2 separate regions of the Homo sapiens genome follow, and region 2 is linked to region 1. A link is a loop called in an ENCODE intact Hi-C map of the cell type or tissue named here. Cell type or tissue: GM12878. All regions are shown on one strand. Each heading gives the region's core, and the rest is flanking DNA. Links, peaks and the distances in the headings are about the cores only. Region 1 has its middle 47 kb from the start of EEIG2. Region 2 has its middle 4.2 kb from the start of FNDC7.

What was found. Hi-C counts contacts between places; a loop is a spot of excess contacts. Peaks named below come from ENCODE experiments on the same cell type or tissue, not always from the same donor. Only the 100,000 strongest peaks of a DNase experiment are listed, where the experiment ranks them.
Region 2: it touches region 1 in a loop (4-fold over the local background); 13 of 110 quality-filtered maps call a loop at or near these places.

Annotation. Positions count from the first base shown.
Region 1 is chr1:108,510,106-108,515,493 of GRCh38, reverse strand. No RefSeq gene overlaps it. Among named protein-coding and RNA genes, the nearest start is that of EEIG2, 47 kb to the left of the region's middle. In GM12878, for the core only: a CTCF peak has its summit at 2,819 (motif pointing left); no DNase peak of the experiment used is centred there.
Region 2 is chr1:108,706,052-108,711,439 of GRCh38, reverse strand. No RefSeq gene overlaps it. Among named protein-coding and RNA genes, the nearest start is that of FNDC7, 4.2 kb to the left of the region's middle. In GM12878, for the core only: a CTCF peak has its summit at 2,234 (motif pointing right); no DNase peak of the experiment used is centred there.

The sequences.
Region 1 (5,388 bases), core at 171-5,170:
GGACCTCTTTAAGGAGAACTACAAACCACTGCTCAAGAAAATAAGAGAGGACATAAACAAATGGAAAAACATTCCATGCTCATGGATAGGAAGAATCAATATAGTGAAAATGGCCATACTTCCCAAGGTAATATATAGATTCAATGCTGTTCCTATCAAGCTAGATTCAATGCTGTTCCCATCAAGCTATCATTGACTTTCTTCACAGAATTAGAAAAAACTACTTCGAATTTCACATGGAACCAAAAAGGAGCCCATATAGCCAAGAGAAACCTAAGTCAGAAAAACAAAGCTGGAAGCATCATAGTATCTGACTTCAAACTATGCCACATTCTACTGGGTACCAAAACAGATGTATAGACCAATGGAACAGAACAGAGGCCTCAGAAATAACACCATACATTTGCAACCATTTGATCTTTGACAAAACTGACAAAAACAAGCAATGGACAAAGGATTCCCTATTTAATAAATGGTGTTGGGAAAACTGGCTAGCCATATGAAGAAAACTGAAACTGGACCCCTTCCTTACACCTTATACAAAAATTAACTCGAGATGGATTAAGACTTAAACATAAGGCCTAAAACCATGAAAACTCTAGAAGAAAACCTAGGCAATACCATTCAGTATATAGGCACTGGCAAAGACTTCATGACTAAAACACCAAAGGCAATTGCAACAAAAGCCAAAATTGACAAATGGGATTAGTTAAACTAAAGAGCTTCTGCACAGCAAAAGAAATTATCATCAAAGTGAACAGGCAACCTACAGAATGGGAGAAAATTTTTGCAATCTACCCATCTGACAAAGGGCTAATATCCAGAATCTACAAAGAACTTTAACATATTTGCAAGAAAAAGACAAACTATCCCATCAAAAAGTGGGTGAAGAATACGAACAGACACTTCTCAAAAGAAGACATTCATGTGGCCAACAAATATATGAAAAAAATGTCATCATCCCTGGTCATTAGAGAAATGCAAATCAAAACCACAATGAGATACCATCTCATGCCAGTTAGAATGGTGATCATTAAAAAGTGAGGAAACAACAGATGGTGGAGAGGATGTGAAGAATAGAAACGCTTTTACACTGTTGGTGGGAGTATCAACTAGTTCAACCATTGTGGAAGACAGTGTGGCGATTCCTCTAGGATCTAGAACCAGAAATACCATTAGACTCAGCAATCCCATTACTGGGTATATACCCAAAGGATTTTAAATCATTCTATTATAAAGACACATGTACATGTATGTTTATTGCAACACTATTTACAATAGCAAAGACTTGGAACCAACCCAAATGCCCATCAATGACAGACTGGATAAAGAAAATGTGGCACATATACACCATGGAATACTATGCAGCCATAAAAAAGTTCTTTGCAGGGACATGGATGAAGCTGGAAACTATCATTCTCAGCAAACTAACATAGGAACAGAAAACCAAACACCACATGTTCTCACTCATAAGTGGGAGTTGAACAATGAGAACACACGAACACAGGGAGGGGAACATTACACACTGGGGCCTTTTGGCGGGTAGGGGCAAGGGGAGGAATAGCATTAGGAGAACTACCTAATGCATGCAGGGCTTAAAACTTAGATGATGGGTTGATAAGTGCAGCAAACCACCATGGCACATGTATACCTATGTAACAAACCTGCACGTTCTGCACATGTATCCCAGAGCTTAAAGTATATATAAAAAAAGTCACAGACACCCACAGAGAATGCCATGTATGGTGGAGGCAGAGACTAGAGTGGTGCAGCCAGAAGCCAAGGAATGCCAAGGATTGCTGGCAATCAGGAATGAAGCAGGGAACAGATTCTCCCTTAGAACCTCTGGAAGGAACCAACCTTGCCAACACTTTGATTTTGGTCTTCTGGCCTCCTGAACTGTGAGAAACTAAATTTTTATTGTTTTAAGCCACCCAGTTTCTAGTAATTTGTTAAGTCAGTCCTAGGAAACTAAAACAGCACTCTAGCCTAACTCAAAGTTTCAAAAATCTCTTCCTCTGAACATACATAAATTGAGCACCTAGTGTGTGCTCCACAAATAACTGCTCATTTATGCCCTTGAAAAGGGAGAGTTAATTGTCCATAATAACATAAATAAGAAGCACTTTCACAATAATTGTAAACAAAATATATTCGGATGAAGAAAAGCCACTTTCTCTTTTTGTAGGAAATGCATTATAATAACATAAATAAGAGGCACTTTCACAATAATTTTAAACAAAATATATTCTGATGAGGAAACACCACTTTGCTGTAGTTGCATTTTAAAGAGTTTTATCATGTGAATATTATATATGACATATTACTGTCAAAAGAACTGACGTAAATCAGGGTTATTAAATTTCATGCTTCAAAAAGATGCTACCCACAGATATAAAGATTTTATCATTCTTTTGTCTTTTGCTGTTGCCATGCACCTACCACATTGGCTTTCATTAACTTGACCCTTAACATGAAAGATACCAATAAGACAACCTTTATTTGTAACACTTATGAGAAAAAACTGGTGCAATGTATTTCCTCGGTCGATGAGCTTTCCTGATATTGTAACACGGAGGAAAAAAATGTAATAAAGAATAATAAATAAAACAGGAATAAGTGAAAATTGCTAATTTTTTCCCCTTGCTTTTCCCAAATTATGACTGCACTTTATTTATAATTTCCTTATGTACTTTTATATTCATAGCTAAATATGTCATTGAGTTTGTGGAAAAATATTAATTGAATGAATTGTTTATAGAAAAATACAACGTGGTCTAAAGGCATTCTCAAGCTGTCATTTTGGTGTTCTATCACCCTCTACTGCTCAGTGAGCCAAATTACATTTAGCCTTTTTCCCCACCAAAACTGGTATCTTTTCCAAGGCTAAAAAAATATTTTTTATCCATTTGCTAAATTTATAAAATCTGTTCATAAATAAAAAATCACACTGAAGATAAACAGAGAGAAAGTTATCTGTTTATGTCTCTGTTGGCTCCTCAATGGAAGTTAGAGACTATTTCATGTTCATATCCCTAGCAGACAACATACTGTGTAGCACTGTTTATATACTCCATAAATACTGGCTAAATGAAATGTTGAGGCAATTTGCACAATTATTGCTGTTTTCATTTATCATTTTTACAAAGTCTTTTATTTCATAAATATCATTACTATGTGGATTTATAAGTTAGTAAAACAGATATTTCTAATCTCTTGATTTCATATAAACGCGAAAGTTATTTTGACTTCAATATAATTAACAGTTTCAAACCCTATATTGATAGTCATTTTTACTATGGTTTAACATGGGCATTTTTGTGGTGATCCGTTATTCTGAATAGTTGTACATTATTCATTGGAGCTTTTTGTTGGTTATATTTACAATCAGCTGGGGGTGGTGGAGAAAACCTGAAATACCAGTGGCTTAAGGTCCGATCCTAGTTTATTTCTGTCACACATAAACCTATGTAATCCAGGATGACATGACGTTTCCATAGCAATCAGGATCCTGGCTCCCTCTGTTGTTCAGCTCCATAATGCCTAAATTCTGTACACTAAGAAGAATAGATTGGCGCAGAGCCTCTGGACTGTAGACTAGAATAACTGCATGTCATAGCAGAGTGGAGGCTGGTATACTCTGACAAAGGGTTCTGAAATAGTGGTCCACTAAAGCTACATAAGGTCAGTGTGCTCAGTTGTGAGCTACTTGATGCACTGCAAGTTTCACAAATTGATATCCTAAAAAATCATGATTGTAAATTGGTACTCATAGTGCCCAGTTTCTCTGGTAACATCATCTCCCTGTCTCCATAAAAATGATGCTGTACCTTTTTCAAATCTCTTCAAACTTCTGTCCTCACATCCTGTCTTTCTGATCCTCTCTCCCTCACATCCTTACATCCTCACTTTTACCACAGTGCTTCATTCTTCACTGAAGACATGGAAGCCATTTTATGGGCCTCCTTCATCTTTCCGCTATCATATCCGCAAATTCTTAACCGAATTTGTACCCGTTTTTCAGCTGCATTGGAAGAAGTGTGCCTATAGCTCCAGTCAGCCACAGAGGTGAAGTTGCAGGGATTTACTCAAGGTGATGGTTTTGCCAAATGAATAAGGGAAATAAAAGAGGCATCAGGAGTAAAGGGATATGTAAGGTATTGGTTAAGTTGATGGATCATGGAATCTAAGTGGGACTAAGGAAAGAAATGAGAGCCCAATGAGGTGAGGACTGTGATAATATAGAAACATGAATAAGTTATAAGTCCTATGGGGTCCCTTTTCATATTCTTTGCTTATTCATTACATTATTTGTCTTTTTCTTAGTGATTGATAGGATTTCTTATGTACTCTGAATACTATCTTTTGTTAGTTGTAAGGTTTGTATTTTTGTTCTGTGGCTTTTATTTTTCATCTTTTTAATGATGTGTTTTGATGCACAGGTGTTTTCAATGTTACCAAATTTGTATTTTATGATTTATGATTTTTTCCCCAAAGACCAGATTACAAGCTTCAAGATTTATTTTTTTAAATAATAACATCTCTTATTTGTATAGAATTATGAATTATAAACTATTGTTTTGCTTAATCCTTTTAATTACCATGTGAGACAGACAGGCTAGAGGATATTAGCTCCCATCTTACAGACAAAGGGTGGAAACACTGTACCCATATTTAGTATAAGAGAGAGCTGGGATGTAAGCCCTGGGCTTCCATACTCACAACTGCTTTTTTCCCATGACTTTGTGGTACCTCATTTTAAAGTAATCTGATTTCACAATGTTTCATTACAGTGTAAGAGTAACATCTATATCATATCTTCCTGGCAGGTTACCTCTGGAGCTAACCAACCTAATTAATTACCTCATAGGCTGAAACATTTTAAGGCACTGTTATACCTCTCACTCAATTTCTCAGCCATGTATGAGGGCCCCATGAACCAAAATTGCAGCAAAACTGACCTCAAAGGAGCAGGGAATACAAGGTCAAGTATGTTTTCAAGTGTAACCTAGGCCTGGCACATCCTCGCCAATTGCTCAGATGGCAAGTGGAGGCAACCAAGTGAAGGGAGTAGTGCGAAGGCCCATTTAGGGGTGGACACTGATGAAAAACACTACAGTGTCAGACCCACTGTTTTCAGGATTAAAATCCCAAGAAGCCCAGTTGCTGGTCTACTATCTACTACTATATTATTACCAGCAGGAGACTAGAGTCTCCTGGACTAGACTACTGGAGACTAGAATATACAAGGAAATGCTAATTAACCTGCCTGCCTGGGGCCCAAAAAATCAAACAGCACTAATTTTATCCACACCAAACTGAGAAAATGGTTCATTCCTTTTTTATCTGGATTTTAAGGAGAGTGCTGATCATCAGAGAAACCAGGAA
Region 2 (5,388 bases), core at 259-5,258, 200 kb before region 1:
GTGTGTGTATTCTCAAAACCCAGTAATAGGAAAACAACTCAATACAAAATGGGCAAAAGATATGAACAAACACTTTACAAAAGAAGACATACTCGTGGAAAATAAAGGCATGGAAAAAATCCTCAGCATCACTAGTCATTAGCAGAATGCAGAAAAGGTTTTTTTTTTTTTTTTTGGAGACGGGGTCTCATTCTGTCATCCAACCTGGAATGTAGTGGCGCAATCACACCTCACTGCAGTCTTGACCTCCCAGGCTCTAATGATCCTCCCACTTCAGCCTCCTGAGTAGCTGGGACCACAGGTGTGCAGCACTACACCTGGCTAATTTTTGTATTATTTGTAGAGATGGGGTTTCACCATGTTGCCCAGGCTGGTCTCAAACTCCTGGGCTCAAGCCATCTGCCCACCTTGGCCTCCCAAAGTGCTGGGATTATAAGCGTGAGCCATTGCGCTGGGCCCACAGAATGCAAATTAAAACCACAGTGAGATACATACTTATTGGATGTCTAAAATTAGAAGCTGGTCATTGTGGCTGTGCCTGTAATCCCAGCACTTTGAGAGACCAAAGCAACAGGATCACTTGGGGTCAGGAGTTTTGAGAACAGCCTAGGCAACATCGTAGGACCCTGTCTGTACAAAAAATTTTTTAAAATTAGCTGGATGTGGTGACATGCGCCTGTAGTGCCAGCTACTTGGGAGGCTGAGGCGGGAGGATCACTTGAACTCAGGAGGTCAAGCCTGCAGTGAGCCATGATCGCACCACTGCACTCCAGCCTGAGCAATAGAATGAGACCCTGTCTCAAATAATAAATAAATAAATAAATAAATAATAAAATTAGAAAGACTGAGTAAACTAAGTGTTGGCAAGGATGTGGAACAATCAGAAATCTCATACCTGGTAAGAATGAAAAATGGTACGATCATTTTGGAAAATAATTTGGCTGTTTCTTAAAAAGTTAAACACATGCCTCACCATTTCACTCCTAGGTATTGACTCAAAAAAAATGAAAGCATATGTCCATACAAAAACATACAGGAATATTCACAGTAGCATTATTTTTAACAATCCTCAAACTATAAGCAAACCAAATGTCTGTCAGCCAAAATAAGTAATAAACAAATGAAATTTTTCCCAGCAAAAAAAGGAACACACAAAAACATGGATGAATCTCAAAAAAAGTCAGACCTAAAAAAAGAATACAGATGGTTTGAACTAATCATATAAATTTCTAGAAAATGCAAACTACTCTTAAAAACAGAAAGCAAATCAGTGGCTGCCTGGGGATGGAGAATGGCAGGAAGGAGGGATTACAAAAGTGCAAGAGGAAACTCTTGGGGGTGAAGAACATGTTCATTATGTGAACTGTGGTGGTGAATTTATGAGTGTATACATATGTCAAAATGTATTGAGTTTATGTCTTAAATATGTGCAATTTATTAAATGCTACTTATACCTAAATAAAGGTGTTTTCAAAAATCAGTCTAACTCCAAACCCTAAGCTCCTTCCACTAAACCACTCTGCCTTATGAGCTGACTACTATGAATTTAAGGCGTTTCAATTTGTGCACCCATCAAATATATGTTGACATATTGAGGACCTAATGAAGACCAGGAACTATTCAGGACATGGAAGATACAAACAAATCAGAACCCTGTCCTCTTGGAGCATGCACTCTAGCAAAGGAAGGCCAAACCAAGCAGCTAAAGTAATAAAATATGTTGAGTGCTGCTAAATTTTATGAAGAAAAAGTGGAGTGATAGGAGAGAATACAGCTGTTAGGGAAGACCTCTCTGGCAACCAGATGCTTGAGCACAGGCCTAAGGGAAGTGAAGGAGTGCATCCTTTGGAAACTTAGGAAAAGAACATCCAGGCAGAAGGAAGTGGAAGTGCAAAAGCCCTGAGGAGGGAGCAGCTTGGTTAGAACAGCCTGTGCTCTTACGCCCCCAGCAGCAGGGAGTGTTGGTGGTTGACAGCTCCCGCTCAGTCTCTTGCAGACTTGCCCTTGGCTCATGAGAGCTGCCTGGCTCAAAGTCATACCTGCTCCCTGGGCCACCTACATCCAGTGATTGGTGGATAAAGGAATGTTAGTGCTCCTGGCCCGGATTCAGGACAACTCTGGAGGGGAGATCTGGATGGTACACCATGGTGTCCACCAGGGCAACGGAGGCACCTAGGGTGCAACATTTAAAGAACACCCACTCTCCAGTTCGCTGAAGCCCAGAGTTCCAGAAGGGGGCAGCACAAACCCCTCAAGTGGGTCATTGGGAGTGATGGCAAACAGGACCAGTCATGTTCAGTCACTTGTGTGCACAGAGTAGACAGAGAGTTGTATCTAACTTGGATTGGAGTATTACTAGACAAGGGTGATGGAGACCGCAGTAAGGGAGTTAAGAGTGTTTTCAAGGATGTGATTTATAATATTGTACAGTGGAAACTAAGCTGGGTAAGCAAGGAACTGTGGCTTGTAATACCTCACTGCAATGGAGGCTAAAGGGGCTGCAATGGAATGAAAAGTTGGCAGGAGCAATAGAATGGAGGACCCAAGGGAGTTAAAGAATTGTTGGAGAGGATCTTAGAGAAAGTAAGCAGGAAATATAGGAGTTGGTGATTAGAGAATGGGATGCTTGATTGAAATGGAAACCGTGGAGAAGTGCCAGTTATTGATGATGGCCAGGTCTATGATGTAACCATTGGAACTGGCAGCTGAGGTCAGATGGAGGAAAAAAATCATTGGAGGTCAGGAGGTCAAAAAATTGAGAGGTCTGAGTATTGGAAAGATTGTTCAATGGATATTGGAATCACTAAGAATTATGGCAAGAGTGGTGAAAGAGGTATTGAGCCTCTATTAAACTCTATAATTATTAAAATATTAGGGGAGTATCTATTGGGTATGGATGATATAGACAACTGAGGGACAGTAGATGGTGTAATCTGATGACGTGTTTTATAGGACCTAGGGGATTCAGGAAAGAGAGAAAAACAATGGTCTGGAAGTACAATGATTTTAAAGAAATGAGTTAGGAAAGATAATTATTGTGTTAGCAACCGTCTCTGGCTAATGTCAACTTCTTGGTTGTCAAAATAGGTAATGAGTGTTATCGCTGAACTGTTCCATTGGGAAACAATGCAAATAAAGCGGTTGCTTTTGTAATATGAATTTACTTTAAAGCTTTGAATGACTAAATTTACCAGCTGTCTGAAATTCTCGCTTCAGGAATGAGATTCTGCAAAGCAGTGAATGCATGAATTTTGATACTGAAGGGAATGGAGCTAAGACAACCAAGAGGGGAAATAGCTACAAGAGTAAGTCTATTTACACATTATTAGTGTACTAATAAGGTAATATCAGCAAATTTAAGATTAGTAAATAATGCAAAGGCCAGGAGAGGGACTGAAAATAAAAGATAAAGATAAGAGTCTGGAACGGAAGAGGGAGAAAATGTGAGGATGCTCCACACAAGAATCATCCACTTTCCAGACCACACATGCCTGTGTTGATGCTTCCTGACACCCACCCTCCTTCACTAAGCTCATGCGCACTACTTTAGCTTATGTTACTTGGTGTGCAATTCCAGATCTCAGAACTGTGATTAGTCGGGATTAGGTTTTGCTGAGAGTGGACAGAAAACCTATAACAGTGGCTTAACCAGAAGTTTCTTCCTGATATAAAATAGTAGAGGCAAAGCCTCCAGGAGTGGCGTGGCAATTCTATTCCACGGAGTCTTGAGAGACCCAGGCTCCTTTTTCCTCTTTAGTCTGCCATCCCTAGGAGGAGGCCCTCCTTCTTGGTCCAAGATAAAGTTCCAGCTATCACATTAAAGTTCTAAGCAGCAGAATTCAGTGAGAGGAGATAAAAGAGACTAACGATACATTCCAGTAATCTCTATTGGGGAACAATTGGCAGTCTACCACACAAATGAATGAATAAATAAATGTGATCTGGTGCATAGGTAGATCAGCCAAGGGCAGAATTTAAGACATGTAACGGAAAGATATAGAGAGAGGTGGCCAGGCGCATTGGTTCATGCCCATAATCCCAACACTTTGGGAGGCCAAGGCAGGTGGATCACTTGAGCCTAGGCGTTTGAGAGCAGCCTGGGCAACATGGAGAGACCCCATCTCTACCAAAAATATAAAAAAGTCTCCAGGTGGGGTGGCGTGTGCCTGTAGCCCCAGCTACTCAGCAGGCTGAGGTGGGAGGAGTGCTTGAGCCCAGGGAGGTCAAGGCTGCAGTAAATATGAATATGAAATGAATATGGAGATGAAGTAGGAACTTCAGAAACTAGTAAAGATTTGAAGTGGCCATTGTAGGGGATATCAAAAAGAAATATTTAGGGATATAGAAGGAATGTAGAGTAGGATTAACTCCAGGAAAACATTGGAAACTGCAAGATTTTTAGTGGCCCTAATCCATAATGTAGTCTTCCACCATGCCCTTACATCCCCCTTCTGCCAAAGGCAGACCATTTCCACCAAAAAAAAAAAAAAAAGAGGAATCATATAAAACTTCCTATTTGGGCCCAGCATGGTGTCTCATGCCCATAATCCCAGCATGTTGGGAGGCCAAGGTGGGAGGGTTACTTGAGCCCAAGAGTTCCAGACCAGCCTGGGCAATGCAGTGAGACCCCACCTCTATAAAAAATTAGCCAGGTGTGGTGGTGTGTGCCTATAGTCTCAGCTACTTGGGAGGCTGAGGTAGGAGGATCACTTGAGCTTGGGAGGTTGAGACTACAGTGAGCCACGATCGTGCCACTGTACTCCAGCCTGGGCAACGGAGCAAGACCATGTCTCAAACAAACAAACCCCACTTTTTGTCACAAACACACACCACTTTTTTTCTTCTTCACTCAAATTAAGTAGATGGTATTTTCTTGCTGGTACTAACAAGGATAAACAGATTAAAAACTCAATGTTAGAAAATATCAGGAAGACCCTTACTGATCAGAGATTCCTGGTTATTACAATAAAAGAAACCAGAGTTAGGCTCCTGTATTCCAGGGAAGAGAAACTCAGGCCACCTTAAGAAAAACAGAGAAATTGCAAGGATATCCACTGACCAGACTGGGAAAAAACTAGAAAGCCAGCAGGAAGTGAGGCAGCTTCAGGGTCCGGTGACTCTTTTACATGGTCACTGTTGTAAGACAACTATGCATCTTGTCCACTCTTCTAAGGACTGGCCAATTCTTAGTTTTCTGTTAAAATTCTGAAAGAAGCCTGTCTGATTCACTTACATAATTCTCAACAAACTTCTTGGGCTGAGCCCTTTATACTAGACTACTTCATCAGCCAGCCAAAGGAGGGAGCATCCATATGACTGGCATCATTTTAATACATTGTACCATTCAGGGTCCAGTCCAGAGACAGAAAACACACAGTAATTCCAAGA